7 separate regions of the Mus musculus genome follow, and regions 1, 3, 4, 5, 6 and 7 are each linked to region 2. The links are chromatin loops, found by intact Hi-C in ENCODE. Cell type or tissue: left cerebral cortex. All regions are shown on one strand.

Evidence for each region. A loop is a pair of places that touch in the nucleus more often than their neighbours do. Peaks named below come from ENCODE experiments on the same cell type or tissue, not always from the same donor. Only the 100,000 strongest peaks of a DNase experiment are listed, where the experiment ranks them.
Region 1: it touches region 2 in a loop (4-fold over the local background); 12 of 42 quality-filtered maps call a loop at or near these places.
Region 3: it touches region 2 in a loop (6-fold over the local background); 7 of 42 quality-filtered maps call a loop at or near these places.
Region 4: it touches region 2 in a loop (5-fold over the local background); 6 of 42 quality-filtered maps call a loop at or near these places.
Region 5: it touches region 2 in a loop (6-fold over the local background); 18 of 42 quality-filtered maps call a loop at or near these places.
Region 6: it touches region 2 in a loop (5-fold over the local background); 18 of 42 quality-filtered maps call a loop at or near these places.
Region 7: it touches region 2 in a loop (9-fold over the local background); 27 of 42 quality-filtered maps call a loop at or near these places.

The regions. Positions count from the first base shown.
Region 1 is chr13:83,073,698-83,077,697 of GRCm38, forward strand. The region is part of intron 2 of Gm33073 (a long non-coding RNA gene); the gene reads right to left. Among named protein-coding and RNA genes, the nearest start is that of Gm33073, 45 kb to the right of the region's middle. In left cerebral cortex, a CTCF peak has its summit at 1,953; DNase peaks (open chromatin) are centred at 725, 2,008 and 3,649; H3K27ac peaks cover 3,038 bases.
Region 2 is chr13:83,653,479-83,657,478 of GRCm38, forward strand. Mef2c (myocyte enhancer factor 2C) reads left to right here. Exons shown (of 11, transcript NM_001347575.1): 8 at 1,120-1,143; 9 at 2,029-2,158; 10 at 2,739-2,874. It overlaps Gm52044 (a long non-coding RNA gene), which reads right to left. Exons shown (of 3, transcript XR_003950630.1): 3 at 1-4,000. Among named protein-coding and RNA genes, the nearest start is that of Gm52044, 6.8 kb to the right of the region's middle. In left cerebral cortex, CTCF peaks have their summits at 1,615 (motif pointing left), 2,682 and 3,500 (motif pointing left); DNase peaks (open chromatin) are centred at 1,604 and 2,835; H3K27ac peaks cover 3,631 bases.
Region 3 is chr13:81,765,639-81,769,638 of GRCm38, forward strand. No RefSeq gene overlaps it. Among named protein-coding and RNA genes, the nearest start is that of Cetn3, 16 kb to the right of the region's middle. In left cerebral cortex, a CTCF peak has its summit at 1,592 (motif pointing right); DNase peaks (open chromatin) are centred at 1,124 and 1,597.
Region 4 is chr13:81,785,045-81,789,044 of GRCm38, forward strand. It overlaps Cetn3 (centrin 3), which reads left to right. Exons shown (of 5, transcript NM_007684.4): 3 at 1,799-1,913. Among named protein-coding and RNA genes, the nearest start is that of Cetn3, 3.8 kb to the left of the region's middle. In left cerebral cortex, a CTCF peak has its summit at 1,767; DNase peaks (open chromatin) are centred at 868, 1,023, 1,840, 2,310 and 2 more places; H3K4me3 peaks cover 1,171 bases; H3K27ac peaks cover 3,535 bases.
Region 5 is chr13:83,515,803-83,519,802 of GRCm38, forward strand. It overlaps a transcript of Mef2c not described here. Among named protein-coding and RNA genes, the nearest start is that of Mef2c, 6.9 kb to the right of the region's middle. In left cerebral cortex, no CTCF peak of the experiment used is centred here; DNase peaks (open chromatin) are centred at 2,338 and 2,638; H3K4me3 peaks cover 1,169 bases; H3K27ac peaks cover 2,640 bases.
Region 6 is chr13:83,522,223-83,526,222 of GRCm38, forward strand. Mef2c (myocyte enhancer factor 2C) reads left to right here and starts at 2,521. Exons shown (of 11, transcript NM_001347575.1): 1 at 2,521-2,858. In left cerebral cortex, no CTCF peak of the experiment used is centred here; DNase peaks (open chromatin) are centred at 1,566, 2,269 and 2,516; H3K4me3 peaks cover 3,302 bases; H3K27ac peaks cover 4,000 bases.
Region 7 is chr13:81,941,829-81,945,828 of GRCm38, forward strand. No RefSeq gene overlaps it. Among named protein-coding and RNA genes, the nearest start is that of Gm41009, 58 kb to the right of the region's middle. In left cerebral cortex, a CTCF peak has its summit at 2,371 (motif pointing right); DNase peaks (open chromatin) are centred at 326, 820, 2,393, 3,181 and 1 more place; H3K4me3 peaks cover 1,541 bases; H3K27ac peaks cover 1,877 bases.

The sequences.
Region 1 (4,000 bases), 580 kb before region 2:
CGAACATAAAGCTTGTTGAAAGAAAAGGAAGGACTCAGTAACGACCTTCTAAATTATGTGGCTTGAAATGAGGTAGGAGTTCACTAATAACAATTTAAATAAAATTCTCTTGATAGATTTTCAAATCAACACTGAAACAAATAATTAATTGGACCTATACAGGACATTCATGCTTACTTGTAAACATTTGCTATTCAAGAGGCAATAATTTAACTTGGAGTAATAAATATATTTTAGAAAAATCTGATTTCTTGTGACTTTAGCAGCCTTAATTTCCCATGGTTTTGTGTATTTCGAATATCCCAGAGTTTAATGAGATCATTCACAGGCTTATTTACTTGCACTTCTGCCTTTCCTTGAGGCGTTTCTAAATGCCCAAATCTATTAATAAGGATGAATAAATAGACACAAATGAGCTTATTTTCAGTCATTTACAATTTAGTCTACTATGGGCTAATCCTGGGTCCCCTATTCACCAACCCCAAACACAAGCCTTCAATTGTACAGGGGAAAGAGGAGGCATCTGGAGTTGACTTCAGTCGAAATATGAATTTAGACATTGAGAGCCATCATCTCCTTGAGAAAACTATCAGGTAAAATGCACTCATTTTCAGCCAAGCTAAATGCTTACGTCCAAGGATTGCACAACCCTGTTAAAGTCAGTAAGTGTCAAAGTCTTGAGCTGTGGACTAGACAACATTGCCCAATAACCACAATTAGGGTTTCCAGGGTCTGCTGTTCCTCTTTTGCAAATCTGAATCCTGCTTCCTATGCTATCTCTCATATGCATTATTCATGCAGATGTTGAAATAGTGACAATTGATGAGGAGAGCTCAGTAGTTTTGTGTGGCACTGAAATCACTGTGCAAACACTATCAGAAATGCATGCTCCAGAAAAATCATCTCATACCCACACTTTAAATGCACTTACTTTGGTGTGTTTTATAATTATACAGAAGAGTATTTTAATTAAGCTTTTGGTTTGTCCACGGCATGAAAGCTATCTTTTTCACCCTCAGTTTCAAGTTCCTTCACTGCCTAACCCTGATTTTACTTTCTTTTTCCTCCACTATCACATCTGCCACTTTTCAGTCAAGCCTGCACTTCTTGTTGCCTTGTGTCTGAGTCCCGCTCACCATTCTCGCTTATGCTTAAGTCTCTCACCCGGAATGTTCTGTCACCTCTCAAGGTATTGAACTTCACTGCCATTGATATTTATGATTAGTTATTTCTAATATCTTCATAAGCTATAGAAGGCAGCAATGCCTTAGGTGCCCAGTACCTGCTCTTACATCTGTGCCTTCCTGAGAAGGCCTACTTCTCCTTGACTTTATTGAAACTGATCTGCACACAGCTAAATGACCACATGAATTATATCTATCTAATCCAGTTTCTGTTTTGCAAATCTTATAAGTAAATTAATAAAAAGTTAGAACTTTTGTTAAAAACATTTAAAAATTTTAAAGATTTTATTATCAGATGGTTAATTAAACCTTTTTCAAGAACAGCAGATATGTCTTTCCTTTGGATAACAAGATTTGGGTCTTTTATCTCAAGTATTGTATACACATCTTGCATCATTCCGTGAATAAAACAAAAGTGGTCTACATATAACCCAAAATCTATGAGCAAAGCAAAATAATCTCCATGTATTTCCTTAAGGTTTAACAACATGAATCTCCAGCTTCCAGAGAAATTGGCTAGTTGACTTACTCATTTATTGCTTATGCCAACTCCCTGGAAATGTCTAAAAAAAGAATTTTAACAGAAGGTTAGTACAGTTTAGAAGGAATTCTAACATTTTCATCCATCCCTTCTATGCAGACCACACTTGTGTCCTGTGTAATCCTTTCCCCTCTTCACAACAGCTGTGACACCTCTTAGCGCCCATTCGTCTAATGCTATTCACAACTAATACTTCCCTTTTAGAGAAGTTTCCTCTTAGAGAAGCACTAGAGGGGGCCCGAGTGCAAATCAACGTGGGGTGCTACCTCAGCCTACCCATCAGCTACCCCCTCCGCACTTGTCAAATCCAACACTCAATCAGACCATCAACCAACCTAAAAGCATAAGCTACTCTATGCAACTGGTTCTAGTTGACACTTTCAGAAAATACAAAGAAATATGTCACGGAAAGAGGATGTACTGCTTTGATTACTCTCGAGCAATAGTCAGGAGTTCATGACATGTAGCAATTTGTAATTTTGCTGAGGCATGAAATTGAATTACATCTGGTGAGCAACCAGTTTTTTGCAAGAATCTCTTAGCTGGAGTGTGCCTAGATGACTGGTCCGCATATCTTCTCACAGTGGTTTATATATTCTTTGCTTGTGGTCAAGTTACTTCATAGTTATTCTCATGACATGTTAAAAAGCTACTTTCTTTGTAAGGAAAAAAATCTCTACAAATGAAGTTAGCTACTAGTTCTGGTGATGAAAGTGAAATAGCCACAAAGTGACTCAAGAAAAAAAGCAAACAAAACAAAACAAAACCCAGTCAAATTAAAGAAAAGCTTTACGGAGGCACTTACATGCTGAGCAAATAGTCACAGACTTTGAACTGGGTTGTCACTTGTGAATATTTGGGGAAAATAAAGCTCTTATCTCCATGAGCATCTAGAGAACACTGTAGCTTTATAATAGTTAGCTTCTTATAACTCTTATCATCTCTAGATCAGCACAGATGTGAATGTCATTTCAAATTTCCTTTTAAGATCAGGAATTTATTTAACTATATTTTGCTAAATGTGATACACAATATCACTACAGAATGTAAACTTCTACTATACAGGATTTGAAATACTAGATCAAGCTATAGGCCATTTATTTTTCATGTGTTTATTTGTATATTGTTTAACGCACTGAAACACAATAAATCTGAAGGAAAAAAAAACACTTCAATTATTTGGATAGTGTATAGTATGGACCTAGGACAAAACAATCCCATAGGGAAGTAGATTTAGTACATTTTTTCAAGTTGACTTAAATATTTTTCTAGGCTGAAAAAGTTTAGCAATAATTTCCAAAGCCTAGAACATTGTGACTATACCATGTCACACAGTGACGAGTGGCATGTCTTGGCCACCTGTCCCCTGTGAAGATCAAGGACCCTTCTTTTAGCTTCTGGCAGCTGTTGTTTTCCATGCCTCTTGTTTTCCTCCTGGTGGTTGTGTGTCCCTCCATCCAGGTCTCCTGGCCTCAAGTTGCTATTTGTGGCACTTGCCCTTGCTATTTTTACATGATGTGGACTGTCTTCTCTTTTCTCACGTAATAAAAATATTGTTCATAATAAAAATTGGAAATCAGATGCTTGACTTCTTGAATACAAACCTTTCTTTTTTTCCCGGTTAATCACCTAAAACACAGGGAGAAATGTAGAAAACAGAAGCAGGCAGAAAACAAGCTCCTTATCTTTTAAAGTTTGCAAAGCACTTTTGAAAATGAGAATCCTTCATATTTTTAAAACCCTCTCCACCCATTAGCCTCAACACTACACACTGATGCTATACTTACACCTCACTCGTTATGTATTTACTTTTTATATAACTAAGCAGCACCCTGTCATAAATGAAATATTCATGCAAAAAACCTGCTCAAAATGCATTTATAAAAAGAACATATAAAAACTACCATCTGCTCCCACTCCTAGCAAGCCCTTAGATACCCAAGCATAAGCCCTCTGATTCTACAAAAGGTAATGGAACCAAGTACCCATGATGTATTCCTAAAAGCCCCAACTTCAGACTTTGGATTAAGATAGATCTAGGAGCCCCACTCATCAAAATTCAAAATGCTTAGATCAACATTGATGGTTTAGACGCTACACATAATGAATGCATGTGCTAGCATATTGTAATGGGTAGTCTTACCCGGTCATATTGTGCTGAAATGAGCTAAAGCTCTTCCGGGAAGTTGTGAAAGCATTTTGTAGTCAATTGATACCACACTACTTTATAATAAGCCTTTCCTTAAAGTAAGTTGTCCAGACATCCAAGCTAACG
Region 2 (4,000 bases):
AATCTTTGCCTATTGTAGTTTATGAAAATATCTAACTCTCAGAACCCAAGAAATTTTGAGAACCAATGTTACATTTTAAACCAAAATAAGTAGTAGAAGCTTTTAAGTGAAAATATAGACATATGAAATGTAAACTTAAGCATATATAAAATCTCATGCTGTATCATTTTCTTGCTCTGAGACTTGTGCATAAGATGAAAAGAATATTGTGGTATCAAGCCCAAAAACAAAGATAGGTAGTAGGTAGGTACAATGATAGAAGATAGATAGATAGATAGATAGATAGATAGATAGATAGATAGATCAATAGATGACAGAGTGTTCTCCAAATCAGCAAAACTTAACAATGAGAACATATATAGCAAAGACTTAGCAGATAGATTTAAATTACCCCACAAACATTTCCTTCTGTTTTGCTTTGTTTTAGAATTCTCTGTTCTGTGCCATGCCTAGGAGTGAAATAGTCCTGTGAACTGATTGTTTATTATATATTCATTTTGTGCATTTAGCTAAAATCAAATAACATGTGACATTTCCTTTAGAAAAGCCTGAGTCTAAGAAATAAAACCTCCCACAGTGATGCTGTGAGTGTGGGTCAGGCAGGGCACACAGTGTCTCTCATCACATTTATCCCATATCCCTTAAAACTGACACATTCCCATGGATCAGCCCCCCCTTTCTCTCTCTCTTCTCTCTCTTTCTCTCTCTCTCTCTCTCTCTCTCTCTCTCTCTCTCTCTCTCTCTCTCTCTCTCTCGCTCTCTCTCTCTCTCGCTCTCACTCTCGTCATGTATGACTCCCTTTTCCTCTAGCAAGTAGGGTTTAAAGTAGATTCCTATTATCTTTTTATCAAAGTATGGGGCACAACAGTAAACAGAGAGACAATGACCTGTGCTGCAAACAAGATAGACAGTCTTCAGGTTTGAGACAAGGAACACCTCACTAAGAGAAACAAAGAATGTCTTTGTTAAGGAGTTGTCTTTGGCATCCCGTGTGCCAAGCTGTTTAAACTGTTGCGTCTATCAGAAGATGCATCTCCTTTTGCTAGAAAGATTTTCACAGTTATAAATATTTACAGACACTAATTAATAAACTCCTTCCCTCCTTCCCCATGCTCTCAGTCTGAGGATGTGGATCTGCTGTTGGTAAGTGGGAAGGACTCGTCCCTTGAAGGGCATGCTCGGGAAGATAACAGAACTACCTCAGTGAAAGGTGCTAGCTGTGATCAAACAGAAAGATTTTAAAACTTACCTCAATAAATGAGGGTACTGATTATGCTTAAACACCATTAATTTCTAGGATCATTGACAGCCTGTGGAAAGCATAGCTGGTTTTTGTAGGCCTTTTTCCTCTGTCCCCACCTTTTACCTAAAGACCATGTTTTAAATATTAAGACTGAACTTACTCTAAAATAGAAACACAAAAATGCATCTTTAGCTATTAAATAGTAAGACACTTATTCTTTCAAAATTTAAAATACCAGGATTTTGAGCGTAAGCATCCTTTACCTCCTGGCTATTAGGAGTTAAATACTGGCATTAGCTACTTTGCCATCCTTTTGCAAGGAAGTCGAAGCAGAAGAAAGTGGTCATAGCGCCACCTGCTGGCCATAACATAGCCTGAATCATATCTATCAGCTCTGCTGTACATAGAACTGATCACAAAACCCACTATGGTTGATTTTAATTTTTTAATTTGCATTTGAATAAAACTGAAACAATAGCAGTACAGTATACATATTTCATCAGTTCTCAACGTAGTCTGTTTTTACCCATAATAAAGCTATGGTACTTGTTACTAGTTCAGTTGCCTAGGAGATACTGATGTAATGGGTTACTATGGCAACAGCTGGTCTCTTGAAGGATTGTAAATGATAGGGTTGGCAGAGTTCATAGAGACACATGTTAAATGATTAATTTCATGAGCTTTGTACCAACTTATTTCTTTATGTGAAAAACTAATAGTGAGACCTAATATTTTTAACTTTTTAAAATCTGCCACCAATAATGTCTTTTTATTTACTTTAAAAGAATCAAAGGATAAATAACTCCCAGTCGGCTCAGTCATTGGCTACCCCGGTGGTTTCCGTAGCAACTCCTACTTTACCAGGACAAGGAATGGGAGGATATCCATCAGCCATTTCAACAACATATGGTACTGGTGAGTAGCTTTGCTATGTGCAAATATTACAGTAAACACTTTAAAAAGCATATTTTAAAAGTTATTTTCTTTGCCCTGTTGGGAGCTCGTGTGGGGCCTGTGTCCAGAATGCATGGTACAAGCACCTCTGTCTTACTCAGTGATCTACAGTGCTCCTTTTTAAGTGATGGGAAGTTTTATTTACTCAAATCGAATTCAATATTTCAAAGAAACTGAGCTACTGTCTCTTTAATGTAGTAGAACACTCACTTTCTTGAAGATTTTTAATGTAAAACCTATTTCTAGATCATAAAATATATAGATCCTTTACACTTTTAAACAAAGCTAGTATAATGTGCTAACATTTCAGGATCTATTACTGTGGATCTAGTGTGACATCCTTACTCAGATGGATAATATTTTTTTTTTCTTTTTAAATTCAAATTATCCGTGGTGTTTTATTTTCTTCTTTTCCTAAATCAAAAAACTTTGATTCAAAGTATGTTTTAGAGGTTGAAACTGTGTGATTTTGCTTACCATTTGACAGTCTAATTGTCTCTCTCTCTCTCTCTCTCCTTGCCGCTCCTTCGCTCCCATCTAGAGTACTCTCTGAGTAGCGCAGATCTGTCATCTCTGTCTGGCTTCAACACTGCCAGTGCGCTCCACCTCGGCTCTGTAACTGGCTGGCAGCAGCAGCACCTACATAACATGCCGCCATCTGCCCTCAGTCAGTTGGGGTAAGCAATAGTTATGTCTTTATTTCATAATCAGAGACTGTATCTTTTACATGATAGAAGTCTGTCTTCAACAATGCGCTTTCATGTCCATTAAAGGGCATAACATTTGATTGCTGGGAAAGCCACTTTCTGATCACATATTTCAAGTAGCTTAAATATTCCTTCCCGTGTTTGTTGGTGAAGGGCGAGTGCTAACAGTTAGGCACATTCTTTATATATAGCCTTTCCTTAATACTCTAGGGTCTGTTTCCTCCTCCTTCTGTCAGTAGTGGAGGTTTGGGTGAGGTTTCTGAAGTTTTTATGGGAAATTGAAAGTATTTATAGTTTTTTTTTTTTTTTTTTTTTTTTTTTTTTTTTTTTTACATTTTTGAGCTGAGGTTCTCATTTAGTACAAACTACATGATTTCCTCTAATATGAGTCTACTGTACATAGAATCAAGTGTTGAATTTCTATTCGGGCGTTAAATGTGTGTAACATATATAATAGCATAGGTTGTCTAGTTATAGCCATTGTGTTAAAATATATGCACAAATACTAATTAGCACATGCAGTACTAATTACTGAATATTGGGCATAAAAATAACTTTTGTTGTTTTCTGGTCAAAGTATGTATCTTTCTGCCCCCTTGTGGTTGCTTTGAGGTATATCTTTGTCATAGATGACTTCTGTCGTTTATCTATAGAGCGGTTTTCAGAAATGCCCTGAATCTACAATTTGCACCCCTTCATATAAGAGTGATACCAGACACCTCACTTTAATTTGAACTAATAATTCCAGAACTCAGCTAATCCTCAAAAGAAAATGGAATATAACTACTTCAAGATAAATTATCATATTTTACCAACATCCTACGTGCTCTCCCCACTTTCAGTTTTCTACTAAGCCACTTTAGTTACCAATTAACTAACTAGTCTTGTATCTGTATGCCTAGGGAGGTAGTGATGCAAACAAGCATCACTAATCATTACTACAACTCGCTGTTCTTGCCCCTTTGTCTCCCCTCTCCCACTGAACATCATTTGGTATGGACAGAACATAGACCAGAGTTCTGAGATACCATTCAGCAGTCAGCACTTGCCACGGCCACCCCATTGACTACTCACTGCCATGGAAAACCTAGCCTTC
Region 3 (4,000 bases), 1.9 Mb before region 2:
AAGGTAGTAAATCTCCTAAAAACCCAGAGAAAACAGGAAAAAGCAGCTTTTTGCCATTTATACATGTGCAGGTGAATACTTGGAAAGATTAATTCAGTTGTCTGGATCACTTAGCTGGTAAATACTAAAAACGCAGATTTGAATCTAAATCAAGTGTTCTTAACACTAAACTTCTCTGCCAATTCCAAGTACCAAGATGCAAAGTTAGCCTCATTGTTGTGCTATGAAAGCCAGGGGCAGTCTGTCTGTCAGTTTGTTCTAAGGTACCAGGAAACTGACTAGTATTTTCATATTCTGATTGTGATTATCATAACTGTTGAACTTGAGACATATCTGCTAGCTCCTTATGCCTTTTGTTGCTCACTTTAGTAGGCTGAAAATTCATCTTGTAGTTTCTTCCCCTTGCAGAGAATGGCAGTCACAGAGAATTTAAAAGCTGAAGGGATCACTTATTTGCAGTCAACCACAATTGAATACTAGAAAGTAGTTCAGCTCATTATGTATTCTTAATCTGTTCCTATACTGGTCAGACACACACACACACACACACACACACACACACACACTCACACGCACCCCTTTCCCATAACACTTTCTTGGTGTGCTTTTTCTTGAGTAAGAATATGAGGTGCAAATGAGTGAAGAAGAGAAATGGAAACGAAGAAGAATTATATCTAAAACTCCCGAGCAGCCCAGAATTTCTTCTCCTTGTCCATGACCAACTGAAGTGACTCATGTGGCTTCATGTGTGTAGGAAATCACTGGAGGGGGTGGGGCGGGGGGCGGGCAGATCTGATCTCAGCTCCTTCACCAAGTGGCTGTGTGGCATTGAGCAGATCACCTCACTCCTCAAGGTCTTTGTTGCTCTCTGAAGAAGGAGGAGGAGGAGGAGGAAGAGGAGAAGGAGGAGGAGCTGATGGTGATGGTGATGGTGGTGGTGGTGGTGAAGGAGGAGGAAGAGGAGGGAGAGGAGGAGAACTACAAGAGTTCAAATGTAGTGTGCTGCCTGTTTCAGTAGTTCTGTGGGTCTCTCACTCTGAGATAGCTCGCATCAAGGCTGAAGGAGAAGCAGCATTGCCTGCAGTATTCCACTTTACACTCTACAGAAATTGTGGCCTACTAAATTCACATGTTTGCTTTTGCTTCCCCTGTCATGCAGAATGTCCTTCTCTTACAGAAGTTCAAGCCGATCTTTAAAATTCTTAATGATTACAGAAATAATCGGGCCCGCCCCTGCATCCCTAAGTATTTATTATCACAGCACTCATGCATGTGGCACTTAGCATTTATAGCACAAGACAACCCTGTGAGAGACCTTTCAGTGGGCATAGACTATAGTTTAATTGCTGGAGAAGTGGTTTGAAGTATAGTTCTCAACATGGGGTGGAAAAATCACATTGAGAATTACTAATCTAAGTCTGTGCTCCTTTCTTCCTGATCAGATGCATGCTAGCATGCCATACACTGCAGGATGAAGATAATTAGTATATAAATGAATTCAAATACCCATATACTCCATAATGCACAAAATGAAACAGTACCTTGCAGTGGGAGAAGGGACTCAGAAACAGGAGATCATAATTCCCACCTGCAGGGGGCAGCAGCGCCTCGACTGTGAGGGTTCAGAGCCTATGCGCTGGATCTTGCTTCTTTAAGAAAAGCCCCACACTGAAAGTCTTTGTTCTTTGTTCCTGATTTTATAATGTTAGCAACAAAGCCAAGTATTTTAAAAATACCCATTTAAGGTCTTCTTTGGTGGTAGGTGGCCTCTTAGGCTATGATCACTTCTTCAGTCCAACAGTCTTTCGAACGGTGTCTAATTCTCCCTAGGCATCACTAAACCAGCTTTGTGATCCAGAAAACTAACTTGACAGGGTCACCTGTCAATCAAATTATCAGATTGCCTCTCCCTTTCTTCCTCCCTTCCCCCTCCTGTCTCCTTTCCCTTATGAAACCTCATAAGATAAATACATTAAATTACATTACATGCAACACACAAGGGGTGGGGGCGGGGGCGGAGGCAGGGGCGGGAACAACTGCAAAACAAAAAGGATTAGCTGTATTTCCTGGAGGTCTGCTCCTGTTGAGCTTCCCAGTGGGCTCTGAACCAGTGTGGCCCACTTATTTTTGTGTCCTTTGTGTCCTTTCTCTCTGCTTATGCTCCTTTGGCCTCCTTGGGAAAAGTGCCTTCTCAAGTTGTAGGTTCTTCATAATAAACACCTGCCTCCCTTTTCTACTACAGTTTAAAAGCCGTTCCTTCTGGAAACTTCCAACCTCTTACAAACATAGAATAATATTCTCAACCTCTATGTGCTCAACCATCCTCAACAGGCACAGACCAATTGGGTGTATTCTGGAAAGATGATTATATGTTCTTCCCAAGACTTTACAGTCTTAGTATTGTAGTCGTATTACTTTTAGTTTTTGTAGTATAAGATGTTCCTTATGAGACATACTGTATAGCTTGAATAAAATATATAGACAAAGGGTGGACCTTTGTTAACTTACTTTTGTGGGTGTATGCTGGGGATTGAACCCAAGGCTAACCATGTGCTGCACCATTGAACCACACTCCTACCCCAACAACTCTACTATTAATAATAAAAGAGAAAGCGGTAAGCAGGAAGGGATAGAATTATAATAGATAAATGTTAGAGGAGGAAAAGATTTCTCACATTTCCAGGTAAATCTATGGTTCCCATTACTAGAAAACAATTTCAAAATGTGTTTTACATAAGTCTTAGTTAGAAGTAGAAATGCTGTGACTACTTCTGATTAATAGCATCTGACTTCCAATGCCAGTGCACCACAAAGGCAAGGATTTTTGTGTTTGCTTATTTGTTTGTCTATTCCATTACTTTCTTCTTTCTGTAGAAATGTAGCACAGTGCCACTTATTTGAATGCATGATTTGTGCTTTCGTAAACACATACACAGACACATGTGTGCATGAACACACATAAGTATATGCCTCTGGAACTTCCTTTTCTGAGGGATGGACTAGACACAGCTTGGGCAATCTATAACACAAGTTTGTTCAAAGGAGGCAGAAGACCTAAGGGCTTGTGGATTGGAAGGAAGGACTTGATGGTGAGTTCCCTGAGTGTTTTGTTCTAAGGACCCTAGAACGTTTGATGGAGGAGTTGGCTACCAGCAGGCACAATGGAACTCAGTAACAAAACAGAAAATGCACAGAGGAAGCCAGCTTTCTTGAGCCAAGTACACAAAAGAAAACCGTCAAAAAGATAAAATGTCAGGAAACTGACTGTTACAATGCAGAAGGAAACAAACCCTGGCCTCTTCCACACCCATGCCAGAGGGGCTGAATGGCGATGCTTGAACTCCCAGCTGTAGCTCCACTACTTCATAATCTGCCTTCCTTGAGATCACATTTGTGAGATACTTAATTGTGCTCATTTCTTCCCTCCCCCAAAAGGTTTGTGCACTTCAGTTTCGATGTTCTTACACAGTCTAAATGGCTTGCCAATGCAGTTTCTCTAAGTCCCCTGTCAGTTATGTTGAAGGGAGCCTTACTCTCCCCAACAAAGGTAAGTTCTTAGTGAGTCCTTTCTCCACGCTCTTAACATTTCCCACTGCATAAATACTCCTTGGTGTGCTTTCTTCCTTGTCTCACAAAACCAAACAAAAACCAAACTCAACATCTTCATCCGTAAGTAATTCTGGTGGCTTTTGGTTAAGGAATATTGACCATCTGAACTGGCACCAACTTGTATTAGTATGATTTTTTTTTTTTACTCAATTGATTACTATAGTCTATATACTTTTCAATTGATTACTATAGTCTATATACTTTTTTTACTTTCTCTTCTTTGAGTGATGATCTTTTTAAGGCACAGTGCATGCTAGTTCATATAGCAATCCTTATCCCTGTTCTTTTTAATAGTTAAACATGCATGCCATGACATTTGTGAGTATGTTTATCCTGCTCTCTCTTTACAAACAGTTGGCATCTTTGTTTTCAAGCTTCATGGACAGCCTCA
Region 4 (4,000 bases), 1.9 Mb before region 2:
ATGGTATATAGCTCAGCTTTTTAAAACACGATGTTTGTGGCCTATGCTTGTTGCTTGTGCAGACCTGTACATTCCATGTGTATCATGTGCAGTGTAGAGTACGGCCTTGTGTGCCTTCCAACACTGTTGCCTTGAGACAGACTGTCTCATTGAATTGGAAGTTCAGTACTTCTGAACTAGGTTGGCTAGAGAGTGAACTCTGGGGTCACTCCAATCAACACACCTCTGTCACTGGCACCTGCAGCCAGGCCTGTCTTTTTACATGAGTGCTGGGGATTTGAACTCTGGTCCTCAAGATTGCAGGGCGAGGAGCACTCTTACTCACTGAGCTATCTCTGTAGTGCAACCTAAAAAGTTTTGAGATGGAGAGATAGTTGCCTTTGCTCAGACATTTCTGAGATTGAGCTTTTAATTTTTAAAATAGTACTAACACACTCTTAGTGTGCTCGTCTCTGTTACAAAGGATATAAATTGTCTGATGCCTAATGTTGCTATGTGCTGAGGGAAAATACCCAATTTAAGGATTAAAATTACGAGTAAAGATCGAGGGGGAAATTTGTTATGAACACATTTCTTATGTTCAACCCAGTGAGAAAGATAACATTTGATATCTTAAATGTTAACTGTAGTTTTAAATTGGGCAACATTGTAGGTGATTTTTAAGCATTTCAAGTAGGGGTAGATAGAAACTGAGGTGAGAGGATAGACTATCTGAAAGTATTACAGGCCTGAAGCTGGGGCCTCAATATTGAGGCCCTCTGTTCGCTCCTTCCCCATCCCACTTGTGTCTTGCTGCCGCTCCCTCCCGTGCAGTCTGAGTCCGTCCTGTACAGTGTCTCGCCATTTGTTGGCATTGACTGTTTCGGTTTGGGACTTGGTTTCACAGCTCGAGCTTCCTCCTTTTCTATTCGTCTTTACACTACCCTTACATATCTATCTTTCTTGAATTCTTTGACCATGTTGTTAGCTCATAAGCCTTTCCTGGCTTCCTCTGCGTTTGTTGCCCTTTGATGCGGCTGTCTCCACTACCTCCACTTGTTACTGATTACTTCTGCTCAGAGCCTCCCTGCCTGGAGAAGGTGGCAGCTCTGCTCACAGCCCTCAGTCCCAGGTTTTGTCTCCCATCCTTTCCACCAGCTCTTCCCCTGTTTAGTAAGGGATGTCTGACATAAAGACTTCACTAACTAGTGACACAGCTCTCCTTTCCTGGTACTAGTAGCAGTTTTCTGTTTAAACTCAGTCATCTGAAACTAATTGTACCATAGTAGCTAATTATGTATGCTCTGGTGGGAAAGCCGATTGCTTGCTTGTTTGTTGAGAAAGGATCTTAATGTGTATCCTATACTAGTCTCAAACTTATGACAATCCTGTCTCAGTCTCCTGAGTGATAAGATTATAAAATTCCACTGTGTCAACCATGGAGGCCTGAAATTTTTCTGCTTTTTTTCCCTGCTTTTATGCTTTTGTCTAGCCTTTTAATAGTTGTGATATGTCTTTATTCCCTTGGTAACAAATAGTTATCTTTGTATTTAGTGCATCGTTTTATATATTTTTTGTAAATTCTTTTTAATTAGTTGGTCATATAAAACAGCAAAATGCCAATGAAAATAATTTCTATTTATTTTCAAAGTGAAAAACCAGGATGTTTCATAGTCTTAAGTTAGAGGTAAAAATACAGAATAATTGTGCTTTAGTAATCTGCTGTTGTCTTTTAAGATGGAAAACTTCCTTAGAAATCACTGATGACTTCTTTTGTAAGTAGTGCTTTACAATTTGTTTTTCCTTTTTAATCCAAAAGGTGGCAATGAGAGCCTTGGGCTTTGATGTGAAAAAGGCTGATGTGTTGAAGATTCTTAAAGATTATGACAGAGAAGCCACTGGCAAGATCACATTTGAAGATTTTAATGAAGTTGGTATGTACTTAGTCGCCTTTATACCCAGTACTTGTTGGAAAATTACGAGATTTTTGTATGTTTTCAAAAGAAAAAACATATTTCTAGCTATACTGTGAGAATTAGTGTTGGCTTTTGATGATTTCTTGAACGAGGAATTGTTGTCTAGATTTTATGGTTTATTAAAATTAATCACTAAAGGGTAACCAAAAATTATTTCTTGCCAGTAAAATAGAAGATTTAGTATCCTGATGTTTAAGATTATTAGTGAAGACTGCTGTGCGCTGTGACTTTTGTTAGTACAGTGGAGAGAAGAAGGAAGTAGGACATGGTGTCTTGGTGGGAGATGGGGACATGAAGTCCATCTTGTTAAGTTGACAGCTTGTTAGGCTCTGTACTCACTAACCTTAATCTCAGGGACAGTGCTGTGCTGTAAAGTTGAGACAACAGCAACGACACTGTTGTGAGGGATGTCTTTGGCAGGGTAGAAATAGGAGCACTTAGGAAATGCCACCTGAAGATGGTGGCAGCTTACTGTAGTTGGATCTTGGATAGTGATCTTAATGAGTTACTCAGGATGAGTTACTCAGGGTGTATACAGTTAAAGATTTTTCAATAGAAGATTCTGGAAGGCTAGGAATTGGCTACTGTAACTTAATTATATTGCTTACAGTGTTATATAGACATTATATGAATTATTTTGTTAAGTTACTGACCAATGATACCATTTTAGGGGTCATAATCTAAGCATGTAGTTATTTTCATATATTAAAAAATTAAAACTAATACAATTATATGTATATACAAAACCTTTATTTAAATATTAAAGACATAATACAGGAAAGAAAAGAAATGGAATGAGAAGGCAGATCCCCCCCCTTAGGAAACTCATAAGAGCACCACAGTGAAGTTAGCACAGGCTACCTTGGAACCAGATTCCAGGCTTCAGATCTGGGTTCTGACTCTGTAACTTGGTTAGTTTACTTGTCTGTGACTCGTTTTCATCGATGAAATGGGGACCAGTGTAATGTGGTTTCTGGGAGGTATGTGGGTGATGAGCATGTGAAATGTTAAGCACTGTACTGGATAGTAAGAGCTACTAAATGCTGGTGTTGGGATTAAGAGTAGTCCCAGCACTCAGCACAAAGAAGTAACCCAGGCTCTGGAAGTTTGAAGTCCACCTGGTCTGCATGAGGAACCCCAGGCCAGACAGGGCCAATGAGACCCTGTCTCCAAGCAAAACACTCCAAGAGTTTGTGCCAGGCAGAGAAAATAGTGCTTCCTTTGATGCAGAATGCATTTGTATTGTTGGGACATTAAAACATTCTATTCTATAATCTCATTGTTTTATTTTCTGTCTTTAACTTTTGAAGGCTATTTTAAGCATTATTATTCAGAGTTTTGTAAAACATTTTTTCATAAGTACTATTCTAAGTATTGCAGATTTTTATATTTTACTACTTCAGAACAGAGTTTCATATCACCTAAACCTTAGCTTTATGGACCATTTGTTGTTGCCTAAGGACACTGTCCCACAGATATCTGCAGATGTGCCTGGCTTATTGGGCTCTCCCCATGATGAGAAAACAGCCTTAAAGTGCATTCAGTGCAGGCTACCTAGCGTCCATCCGTCACTCGGCTGAGGCCAAGGAGGAGCAGGTGCTTCCGGAATCTCTGCTCTTAAAGGAAGGTCAATAGAAGTGAGAGATTTTCACCTCATCTGTTCTTGGCTTGTATTTCTTACATTTTAAAATCCTATCTAAAATAAAATGTTACAGTGTTTTCATTTTGAGTATTTATCCAGCACTGAAATTTTTGCATTTGGCGGGATGAATGGTAGTTAAGATTACCAAGAAATTGTGGTGAGGGCCTTAGGATGTAAGTGTAGTAACAGGACATTTTGATTCTGTGTGAGAGAGATTGCTGTCTTGGGTCAGAGTTGTTACCTGTAGCCCCGGGACTGAACCGAACTGTGCTCTCTGTGCGTCCCACATTTGTGGACGCTGCTTCTCTGCTACCAAATAGCATAGCAGTTTAGACTGTGAGCTTAGGACCCTGAAAACCTAAAATGTTTCCTATCAGGCCTTTTATAGGAAATCTTTGTCAAG
Region 5 (4,000 bases), 140 kb before region 2:
TGAGTGATCAGTTAGCCTGTGTTCCCTCAGTTGATGTTTGGCTATATTCACTTCAGAGTCCCATCAGCCTTTTCACTTGTAGGCTATGGAGAAGCTGAACAGCTATGGAGAAGCTGAGACTTTCATTGTCTGCAGAGCACTGAGGCATTTTCATATAGCATCTTAGATTTCAGGTAGTATGCCAAGAATCCTTTCAAACATGAGCAAACGGTAAATTGACATGAGACATAGATATTAGCTCAAATATGGATCAGTCCAATGTTCAAAAGAATGATCATTTTAGCATTATTTTCCATCAGTGAATATGTTGATGTGAACAGAGATCATCTTCATTAAGGGTTAATTACCATAAATGTACCATAAATGGGCAGAATTAATATGAACATTCACATGAGCTAACAATGAAAATTGTAAAGAACAGATACAGCAAAATGAATCCCCTAGCAACCTATTGAAGTCCCAAAGTTTATGCTCAGTCTAAAATCTGATAGCACTGGTTGTTTATTACCCATCTTATGTAGTATTAGTTGTAATTTCATTATTTACATTGTTAACATTTCAGACCAAATCCCTCCTTTGTGAAGTCAGTGAATGAGATAATTTTACCAAATGTGAGGAGGATTATAGTTGGCTAGCAAGTCTCACCTCAGATAACACCTTTTTCTTTTACTTTTATATTGCTTACCATTTATTTTAAAAGCATAATGCTAGTTCTGCATAAGTTTTAAGTACAAGTAAACACAGTATTATATCTCAATTGTTCTCTTTGCAAAAGCATTATGTGGCTGTCTGACACTATCAATCGTGCAGGTTAGGTTTGGGAGACAGTGTTAGTCCTCATGCAGCTTATCCTTTATGAAATGCATTTTTCTCTAGGGTGAATGCTTAGAGGCATTCTCTCTTAAAAAAAAACAAAAACAAAAACAAAAAAAAAAACTACCTAAAAGCTATCAAGGCACCTTCTAGTACAGTCAGTTTCCCTGGCCAAGCCAGCCAAGATGTCCTGGTCAACAGAAAAGATACTGAACCCATCAGAAGACTTAAGCTTCGTTCCAATTTTAGAGATGTGGATCACTTAGGCCTTCTGAGTTTGACCCACCTTCCTTATTTAAAAGCAACAAAAAGGTACATGGACTGGGTATTTCCCAGTATCTTTCTCAGCAGGCAAGACACTAAAATTCAGACTTTAAAACTTTTCACGTTGCTGCCAATGTGATGTAATATACTTCCTTAGAAATGCAGACTATCCTAGAAATCTGCCTGTTATCAACATAACATAATGCAGTTTTAAGCGAATATTTTCCCTTAAAACTATGGCAGAATGACTCCATGTAATAAAAGGCATATTTTTATGCCTACCTCAGAGGTCCCACTACCCACACAGGCCTATTTAGCAGTTAAAATATGGACAATGTGATTGAAGGAATAATTTTTTTTTTTAGTTTTGATTAACTTGGAAGGCCAAGTGTTAGTCTAGCATCTATCCTATTTGTAGGGAACACACATCTTTCTTTGGGTTAGAGGTGTAGAGCCCTGTGGTCTAAACCATTGATGTATCCTCTCTACTACACTTGCTCTCTTTGGTTCAGCACCCTAGACAAGCAAAGAACCTCACAAGATTCTGCATCTCCTGATGGTTATTTTTGCACAATATCCCAACACTGTTTCCAAGTGGTAACAAAAGAAAGTTGTGCAAGAGGAAAGAAAGTCTTCTCATTCGGGTTTGCTGTGAATTTTCCTTAGCATCCTAGTTCTCTTTCTACTTTGTGATCTTTAATATACCATGACCTGCATATACTCACAGAGGTAGCTTACCTTCTGGAGTTAGTGGTTGGCTTTAAGGTTTTAAAAATATTTCTGAGAACCTAGGGGCTTAATTAGAGTTTAAAGCTAATTTGGGGCCATGATTCTTTTCCTATTAGTCTATAAGATTTGTTACAAATCCAGGATGCTATAGGACAGGGAGTTTGGACCTGCCCAAAGACCCTCTTTTTCTTCCTGATTGCAAAGTGCTTATGATGCACCAGGTAGCCAGAAACGCAGACCTCACAGACCTCATGCCAGCACTTTGTGAGCTGTGTGGGTGATGGGTTCCTTTTCCAGACCCCGCCCCTCCCCCCCCCCCCCATGTTTATGGAGATTTCTCAAAGCTCATCTCCAGTTCCTGGGAAGAAATGTTCTTGGGATCCTAAAAAACAGACCCTCCTAGAAACTCCACCAGCGCCACCACCGCGCGTTTCCAAAGCACACCCACTGCCTTTGAGCCCTCCTCCATTCTCTGGAGCCCATCACGCTCCATCTTTATCAGCACACCACCAGTCTCTTTCTCCCAAACCAAGACTCTCCAGCCGAAAGCATGCCGGCACACCCTTTCCTGTCCCGCTGTTGAAGACATCATGCCCAACCCTTGTGAACCCAGGCCCGCTCTGGCAGTTCTGGCCTCCTCCGCCCGTCCCGGGGCTCACTCACGTGGCACACGCAGCGCCCCCCCTTCTACCCTCAACACACACACACACACACACACACACACACACACACACACACACACACACACTAGCAGCCTGGGAGCTCTAGAAACTAGCCGGGGAAAGAGTCCCCACCCCCTCAGCTCCGTCTGCCGGAGAAAAGTGGGTGGGAGGAAGTTGCGACCCACGGAGAAGAGCAGATAGGAGGGGAGAGCCATGTCGGAGGGGAGGACCAGCAGTAATTGGGTGACGTTGCAGCCGTTGTGCCTCTCCAGTCCGCCCAGCCAGCGGGTCAGCTTTCAACACAAATCAGACAGAGGGATTGCTTCTGCCTGCAATCAATAACTCAGTCGAGTGAGCTGCTGAAACCAGAGGCGTCCCTTGTCTGCTCTTTATGGGGCCCTGCGGACTGAATCCCAGCCCCTCTGCTTCACAAACAAAGAAGTGGGTACCAAATGCCAGAGGAAAATTTTAACCCCAAACTTCCATCGCATCCCCTGGTTACGATCTGTTAAAATGAAAAGAGCACGGACCTAGTAAGGTCTCTAGAAGAAAGGGTTAAAGGGAGAAATCTACGCCTTAAATTTCAGGTCTCCTGTGATATGAAATGGAGTAGAACCAGTGTTTCAATAAGCATTTAACAATGGGAAGAGAAGATGTAAAGTCCCATTAAATTTAGCTGTCCCCATAGATGCTTTCGAGTCAGCCGCACACTTATAAGCAAATTACCAATCAAGTCTTATTTGCACTTACTGATAGAAGGGAAGAAGAAGAAAAAATGTATCATACTTTGTAGAGGAGAATTTGGAAGGGGGGTGTTAGATAATTTATTACAGACTTTATTTCGTGAAGAGTAAGGTTAAGAGGTCCTAGGAGATATATCGTGATCCCAACTTAATAATATACATTAAAGCCAAGCAAGAACTGAGAGAAAAGGATGTGTCAGAAAACTTGGGTCTGAGTACCAGACCAAGTTGAGATTAAGGCATGGTGGGCCTGAGCTTGAAGGATATAAGTCCTTCAGTTCCCATAACCCTAAAACAAATACTACCCTGATTCTTCATTTCTCTGACACTGACACAATATAATCAAAAATAAATTATAAGGATGGCAACCCAGATGAGGAGGTTTTCTAAATGACTCCTCATTATGAAAAGTCCTGCTCAGACAATTGGGAAAACTGATATTGGTCCCTGTTCTGCTGAGCCATGGTTGGTCCTTGAGGGGTAGGGTGGGGGTACTAGTCCTACGTTAAAGCCAAGGAAATATTCATGTGTGTACAAAAGCCATGGAAACCTAGTCTGAGACAGAGATTAGAACACAGGAGCGCTTTTCTATGCTCTACACAACTAAAGACTGCTTGGAAAGAAAAGGTTCTGTTACTAAGAGATTCCATATACATTGATGAAGCCACAGCATTAATCCCAAAGTTTGCAAGACAGGGCTTCTTTGTATAGCCCTGGCTGTCCTGGAACTCACTCTGTAGAACAGACTGGCTTTGAACTCAGAAATCGACCTGCCTCTGCCTCCCAAGT
Region 6 (4,000 bases), 130 kb before region 2:
GGTAAGTAGAAACTTTGTCTATAATTAAGGAGAAGAGCATTATTGAATTCATGTATTGGCTATATCAATTCTGTCATGTAACATAGGCCATTATAGTTCATTATACTAATTTAAAGCACTATGAGAATAAGTTCTCTTGGTCCTTCTTATAGTTTGCTCTGTGAGGATCTTTGTAAACCTTAAAAATAATCTAAATTTTTATTTATATCACCATATCTAGGTATGCCTTAGCATGCAGCATGTCTAAGCTCAGAGCTTGTACCTCTAAACATGCCGTTCTGTTTATATAAACTCATGGTAGTCACACTTGCTATGTGAAAGAGGAGCAAATACAATATAGCATAGATACCATTTTCAAAAGCAGAACAAACAAAAAACCCACCATGTCACAAAGCTTGTGCTCTGTGACAGCTTGTCATGCTTTCCTGTAATAAAATCGCAGTACTAATTAATAGTCTCAGTGGTAAGGAGCCAGAGGTTTGAAGATTGTTCCCATGTAGTTTAACTTGCCTGTAAAAACAACTTTCTGCTTTCAAATGAAGCCTTCCTTCGGAGGGTGCTTAAATGTTGAGTCCACTGCTCTGATAGAAGCTACTAACTTCAAACAGCACAATGAGGCAGGAGGCTTTTTTGAAGCACAATGCCCCTCTGCATTAAAATAGTACTCTGCAGGCCTACTGGAGAGCTTCCCGGGAAATTCAGCCAGTTACTGGGTTAAACATATACTTTCGAAAATATTTTTAATTAGCTAGATATTTCTATGGGCTACTATTGTCTACTCTTGTATCTTCTACATTATAGTACTCTGTGAACTTTCTCTTCCTCTAATCATAGTATTAAAAATTAAATGTTCATATTTTACACAAGCTACAGTACTCCTGGCATGCAATCTTTCACTATTTTGAGAATGCATAGGGTTGACTTGTATATAGTTGATATATTTAATCTTTAGCTTTTTAGGTGTGGTCGTGATATCTAGTACCTTTTTTTTTTTTCTAAGTATCAATTCTTTGTTAACCTATATTTTTACTATGGAAAATTATTCGACAGCTTAAACCTTAACCTAAGAGTTCTTATCAGTGTCTGCTCCTGCTTCCTGTGCAGCTGAAACTCTTCAGGATAAGTGAAGTCACCCGCTATCTATCGGTCAGGGGAGCCTAATGCATTTGGGAAGTTGTTTTTGGTTTACTTGCTAATGACCTGGATAAAGTCCAGTAAGGTGTGGAGGGAAGGAGGGGGCATTCTCCGAGGAAGCTGTCCTCTCAGTAAATTTGTCCAGATTGATTCGAAAGTTAATGGCCCGGGGATAAAGTCGAGATTTCAAAAACTTGTAATTAATTTATTACTAACATTGGAGGATCCTTTCGGCTCACTTTCTAGCCTAGCCCTCCTGACTCTCAAGGCCAAAAGCTTTATACATTCTGGGCGGGCAGGAAGCGCACGCTGGGATCGAGGCTTGCAGACATCCTGGATCGTGGCTTTTACGCGTGAGTAACGGAGGCGCGCGCGGACCGGAGCAAGGATGAAGTGGCTACTGAGAATCTAAAGGGGGCGGGGGGGGGGGGAGTCACTAGAGCAGCTCTTAGGGTCGCGCTCCTATTGGTCAGAAGGAAGATCTCGACTTCAGAAGGACTTTCCTGCTAGCTGGCTTGCAGCCTCCCCGGGGGAGCGAGCGCGCAGGAGCCTAGCGTCCTCTGTAGCGGCGGGGAGAGAGGCAGGGAGCCGCCGCTCCCCGTGTTGTCTTCCCTTTCATGCAATAAAGAATTGTCATTAGGTTTGCGTATGGCATGTGCCATTACCCCACCGTAAAACTAAAATTAGCAAAATGTCAGGAATGGAAAGATTGATTCACCAAGATGCAATTATCATTTAAAAGTGCTTGATTGAGGTACTGATGTTCAGTGATTTATTCTGCATACCATATACATAATTAAAGTAGTGTAGTGGAGTAATTTATCAATCTAGTTGAGACTGGAGGGGTGAGGAGGGAGCTGCAGTATGTTTGTTTTATTAAAATGTTGCGAGGTTCTAGTCCCGCCCCCCTTTTGCAAGAGTGAAACTGATGATTTCCCCAGCTCGGGAGGAGAGGCAACGGTTTGGGCTGGTTGGGATAGAGAAACGGAAAGGAAAAGGCAGCGCCAGGCAAAGGCAAGAATAAAATGAATTGGGGGACAGGGGTAGCACCGGAGCGTACGTGCTGCTTAGAACCCCAGCCCCGTGTGCTCCGTCTTGCTTGCCGCCCCCGCGTCCCCTCCCAGTATCCTTACATTCCCCCCACCCCCCGCTCTTTTACACGACCTATCTAAGGCTATGAGCTGCTCTCCTTTTCCCATTCGTCTCCAGTCACTTCCTTCCTGGACACAGTTTTCTGGACGAGTCTGGTTACTTTTAATCCCACCGGCCACAGACAACCACTTTCTCCTCCTCTTCCACCTCCTCCTTCGCTTCCTCCACCTTCCTCCTCCTCCTCTTTCTCCTCCTCCTCTCTCTCCTCCTCCTCTTTCTCCTCCTCCTCTTCCAGCGGCTTCGGTGCGCGCGCGAATGCGCAAGCCCGCGCGCGCCTCCCCCTTGCCCCCCTCTCGCGCGCGCACACACGCACACTTCGTCTCCAGCTCTCTGCTCGCTCGCCTCGCAGTCACAGACACTTGAGCACACGCGTACACCCAGACATCTTCGGGCTGCTATTGGATTGACTTTGAAGGTTCTGTGTGGGTCGCCGTGCCTGCAGCTTTGAATCAAGTGGAGAAGCACTTCAAGGCTGGACAAAGTAAAGATTATTGTTATTTTTTTTCTTTCTCTTCCTCTCTTTTAAGAAAGGAAAATATTCCAAGGACTAATTTGGTCGTGTCTTCCTTCATGTAAGTACCTCTGACATTTTTCCAAAAGAATAGAAATAGCTTGTGTATTGTCTCTGAAATCTGCACCAATCTCTTCCAGGCACTGGGTCTATCTATCCAACTCCTTTCTGGAAGGCTTAAGTTAAGGCTTGTTGTGCATTCTTTTCTTTAGACTCTACGATTTCCTTGTGTGTGTCTGAAAGTAACTTTTTAGATAGTAGTATCCGTTTGCCATCTGCTATTGAATTCACATCTGACTCTTCCTGTCACATCAGTTTGTTTAAAGTTTCAAGAAGTTAGTTCCTGTCATTAGCATGTTTGATAGGGTGGAGAACGTGGATACTAGTGTATTTTAGGATTTCACAGACTGTTCTGTGACCTTGAAGTCGCTGTCTTAAAATTTAGCTCTTAGTTCACTGTGGAAAGATGTTCCTATGAGTTACCCCAAAGACTGGTTTTCCCTGGGTTTGGATTCTGAGCCACTAGTCCTTGGGATGACTTTAAGCTAAAGCAGGGCTGTCTGCCAGAGGCCACCTTTTGTGCATCCTCTTCCCTCATCAAAGTGCAGGCTTGAAAGAGTTTAATTGGTGGGGACCAGAAGCAGTTGCCCTGGCCATGGTAGTCTGTGCATTGCACAGTTCATGTTTGCATTTCAGCATGTGCACTGTTGTTTAGATCAAGGGAAATATTAAGCTATTTAAAAACAAACAAAACTAAGTCACTTAGCCTGCCTTCTGTTTGGACTTTGGATGAAAGTTACTAAACTAAGTGACAAAGTTGGCCGTAAAGGAAGTCTATAGAGACGGAGCACATTGCTTATTGTATTATTGTGTATTATGCAAGTGTTTGAGTGCAATGCTAATGTGACTTCCTTTCCAGAGCAAGGCTACCAATTCTTAAGGAAATTGTTATGTCTGAGCCATTTTGTACTGTTCTAGATGCTATGGTTATGAACCTTTTCCCTCACATTTTTGAAATGGATGTGATGTGTTCTGTATAAAACATTCAGGATGTAAATGCTGACAGTGTATGTAGAATCAGGCTGTTTGCCAGTTCTTTAACTGGTCCTTGGTGGAGAATTGCTTTAAGACAAAGTGCATTTTACTATCGTTAATGTGATAGTAACTCTAAGGGTAACTGCCTTATGAAATGCTTCGTGACTA
Region 7 (4,000 bases), 1.7 Mb before region 2:
CTCTACCTTGTAGATGTAAACTGGTGTGTGCCCCTGTTGAGTCCATCTCACATATACTCCTGCTGTGAGCCAGAGCCTCAATCACAGGTGAGGTCAAGTTCACTTACACAGATGTCTTCTCCTGGTCTTAAGACATATTTGCTAAGATGACATAAGCAATGATGACTTGCACTTTGGTTCTTTAGGACCATTAAGTGCTATTTTACTTCAGAGACTGGGAAAGGACTCAAACTCCTGTATTGATGTAGGCATTGATAACTCATGGGGAAGGGCAGCGGACCTCCTTGTAAGTGGCACTTAGCTGGACTGTGTTATGAGTCACTGATGTTTGGGATGACTGTGACTCCTCAGGAGTCCCTTACATGAGTGCCCTACCTTCCCAACTGTCACCGTGGATGTCACTCCAGCCCTTTCAGAGAGCTGATGAGAAGATGCTAAAGGAATGTGGTGACTCTGGGATGAGGTTGCTTTGTTCACATAAAAAGTGCCATCAGAAAAATGCTTACATTCAGACAGTCCCAGTGCCATCAAGGACATTATACCTTGGAAACCACTACCTGAAACTTGTTACAAATACAAATTCCTTAGTCCTATCTTAGACAAAAAGAACCAAGGGCTTTGGAAATGGACCCAGCCACCTTCTTACAGCTCTCTGGGTGACTGTTCTCATTTCTAGTTTGAGAAGAGATTCTGAAGAAGACGGTTCTTGCCTCGTACCTGCCACGTTCTAGTCATTAAGTTCTGGAAAATTTGCTTAGCAACTCCATGTTTCTGATTTCTACATCCATAAAGTGAAGGATGTTCAACAATGGGCCTCACAGCTCTGACATTCCCAGGGTCTAGGATTCTAATTATCCGGTAAAAGAGAATTCATTAGGGAAAAGTGATGCCTAGACATCTGGCTGCAGGGCTAATCTAATACTGTTCAGCCACACACCACGCCCGCGAGTTTAATGCACACGATCCCTCTCCATCCTCATTAGCTGCAGATCTTCTTTGTAGCAGCTACTATAAAATAAAACGAGCCTGCTAAGTATCTCAAGACTAACTCAGCGTTCAGTAAGTAAAATACATGACTAGGATCTTACTTTTAATTGTTGAAAATGATGCACAGCTTTAATGATATTATGATAATGGAATTTAAAACTATATATCTTTCTTTTGAAGGTTTTCTTTCCTGCACTTATCATAAATGCATAGGAAGTACATCACTAGGCCCGTAAGCATTAATAGTTTGCCATGACTCCCCCTCTACTTTATGTAATTTATGTAAAGCTTAAAGCATGATAAACATAAGAGTCTGATAGCGAAGACTCCTAATACACCAGTGGAGGTTAGTTACTTCAAATGGCTGAAAGGTGTGTATTTCTTATTTCTGAAATTTTTATTATTCTAAAAATTATTTCCAAATATTAATATGATTTCCAATTTATTCAGATGTGTGTTACTATTTGACAAGTTGGCCCTTCCACTGAGGACTGATATATATATATATATATATATATATATATATATATACATACACACACACACATATATATATATATATATATACATTTATTACTATTAAACATCAACATGAGTTGATGAGTGTTTACTTCATAAACCTGGGGTGTAACTCTGCTGCAACAAGATTAGAACCCTGAACCCCGAGAAACACAGAGGCTGATATTGTACATTTTTTGCTATGTTATTCCTGCAGAGAAGATTAACTCTCTTCATGTCATTATTTTACTGATTAGAGCAGTGTTTTTAATATTGTGGGGTATGTTAGTATTTGAAACACACTATTGATAAGGCTATTTTGAGTAATGAAGTAACTGGGCGGATGTTACCATCTGTGAAACAGGAAAACTCACTATCCACATCTGGACCAGATGTGAGTCAACCTTTACCCTGTCTATTCATTGTCTCCTTAACTGAGATGCATACAATACATATGTGGTTGCTTTGTTGAAAAGGCTCTGTGGATATGCTTGCTTTTTTTTTTAAAGCGATAAAACAAACTCCTAGTAATTGTAATTTTTCCATGATATTGTGGAGCAAGAATACAATGATTAACAATATTTCATTGCTTATTTTCTTAGCATATATAAACCAGGACATTATTTTTAAGGACAATTTTGTGAGATGTTAGAGAAAAAAGTGCCATACAAAATAATTGTAGATCACTTTCGACAGTGGGTGATGCTTGGGCGTTTCATAGAAAGTTGTTGTATTCTCTTATTACAACAAATGATTCCAAGCTGGTTTCTTTGGGTTTGAGGTGGGCCCTGAAATTCTTTATATCAAATTCTGTTAAAAATAAGAAAGGAAAACAATAAATGGTCTGGTCTTCTTTTTCAAGTGACATTGTCATTTGTCCAGAAGGGGGCGCTCTCAGCCCGTATGCAGCAAGAGCTCAGAGCAGACAGTCTGATCTGCTGCGAGGAAACTGTCTGAAGGGAAAATATCAACACAAACCATGCGTTTGCCGCTGGAGCACGCTGGACCTCATCTGCTTAAAAAGATGCACGGATATAGTCATCACAGTTCATAATTTAATAAACTGCTAAAAAAACCCACACATTTTCATTTTAGCGACTTTGGTCTCACAACTAAATTCGCATTGCTACAAAGACATTTGAATTTTGCACTAATATGTCATGAGCACGGCACCCACTGCAAATTAATGAGTCTCTGAATAGCACTGTGCATTTGTCATTTGAATTTATGCTAATGTAGTGAGGTCTCCTGGTGATGCTGATAGTCCATAGCAGCCGCTTGAACCAGAGAAGATGTCGGCACATCTCTCTCACTTTATAATGCGATGTCCTCTCTTGGCTTTTCTGTCCTGTCACTTGGGCGGAGATCCTGTAACTGGTTATTGATAGGGCTGCTAATTATCTTTGACTTTACACTATTGGCCTGACCCCCAACACTGGGCAGAGGTAATGGATCAGTGTTGAGAGAATTATGTACATCACACAGTGACAGCCTCGGACCAGGAGGTCAGAAGGAGTTCACTGAGAACCAATGGTATTTGCAAGGGATGTTGATATAGAAACTGTTGACGATTTCCAGAGATATTGTGTAATTTATGTCAATAAGTCAATCTAAGAAAGTCTACTTTTTGCAGATATGATGAACAGCATTTGTTTGTATGTACAAAAATTAGAAGCTCCCTACGCCTTCGTTTTCCTGCTCCTACTGTATTTACATTCAGTCTAAGACAAAGGTCTTAGCACTGCTTCTGGCTATCTGCATCTTCATTATGGTTGTACCCATTTCCCGTTGGTCATGTGTATGTAGTGACACATTTGAGTCTAATGGTAGGATTGCTGGCATATTGGGCATGTTGTAGGAAGGAAAATGAACAAATTACAAGCACTACAGAATGGAACATCAGTTAGTGACAAAAGGTTCTCAGTGTTTTTATCTTTAGCCCCAAGACTTAATTGTGAAATTAATTCCCCCCCCCTTGATTTAGTACTTATATTTGCCTCTCTTCTAGTTACTGAAAATAAAAATGGGCAGTTTACTCTAGTGTATTCAGAAGAATCAGATTTTATGATTACAAATAAAATGAAAAAGCAAATAAAAACTTGAAAGCCCCAAACAAAAGTATGTGTGTTAATTTTGCACCTTTTAAAATTTGTTTTTCGATGGTAGAATGTGTGGTTCGCCCCACTCCAACAGAGACAAACATGCAAACTTTTCTTACTATATTATAACAATTAAAGCACACATATGAGTTTTGATTAAAATATACCATTGTTACCATCCATTCCCAGGTCAAAAATGAAGTGGAGATAAATAAGAGAATTCTTGGATTATCTCCAGTAGAAAAGGCATCCTCTGGCTGATTGGGAGGATCGCTCCTTAAGCGACATCGAGGAGCACGGTATGGAGAACTGAAGGTGACCCGAGATCGTGCAGAGTCCCCAGAATGAAAAGGCTCCTCCTTGAACAATGAACGCTCACAAAGATGAGGAATTTATCTGCCGCATTGCAAGCGGCA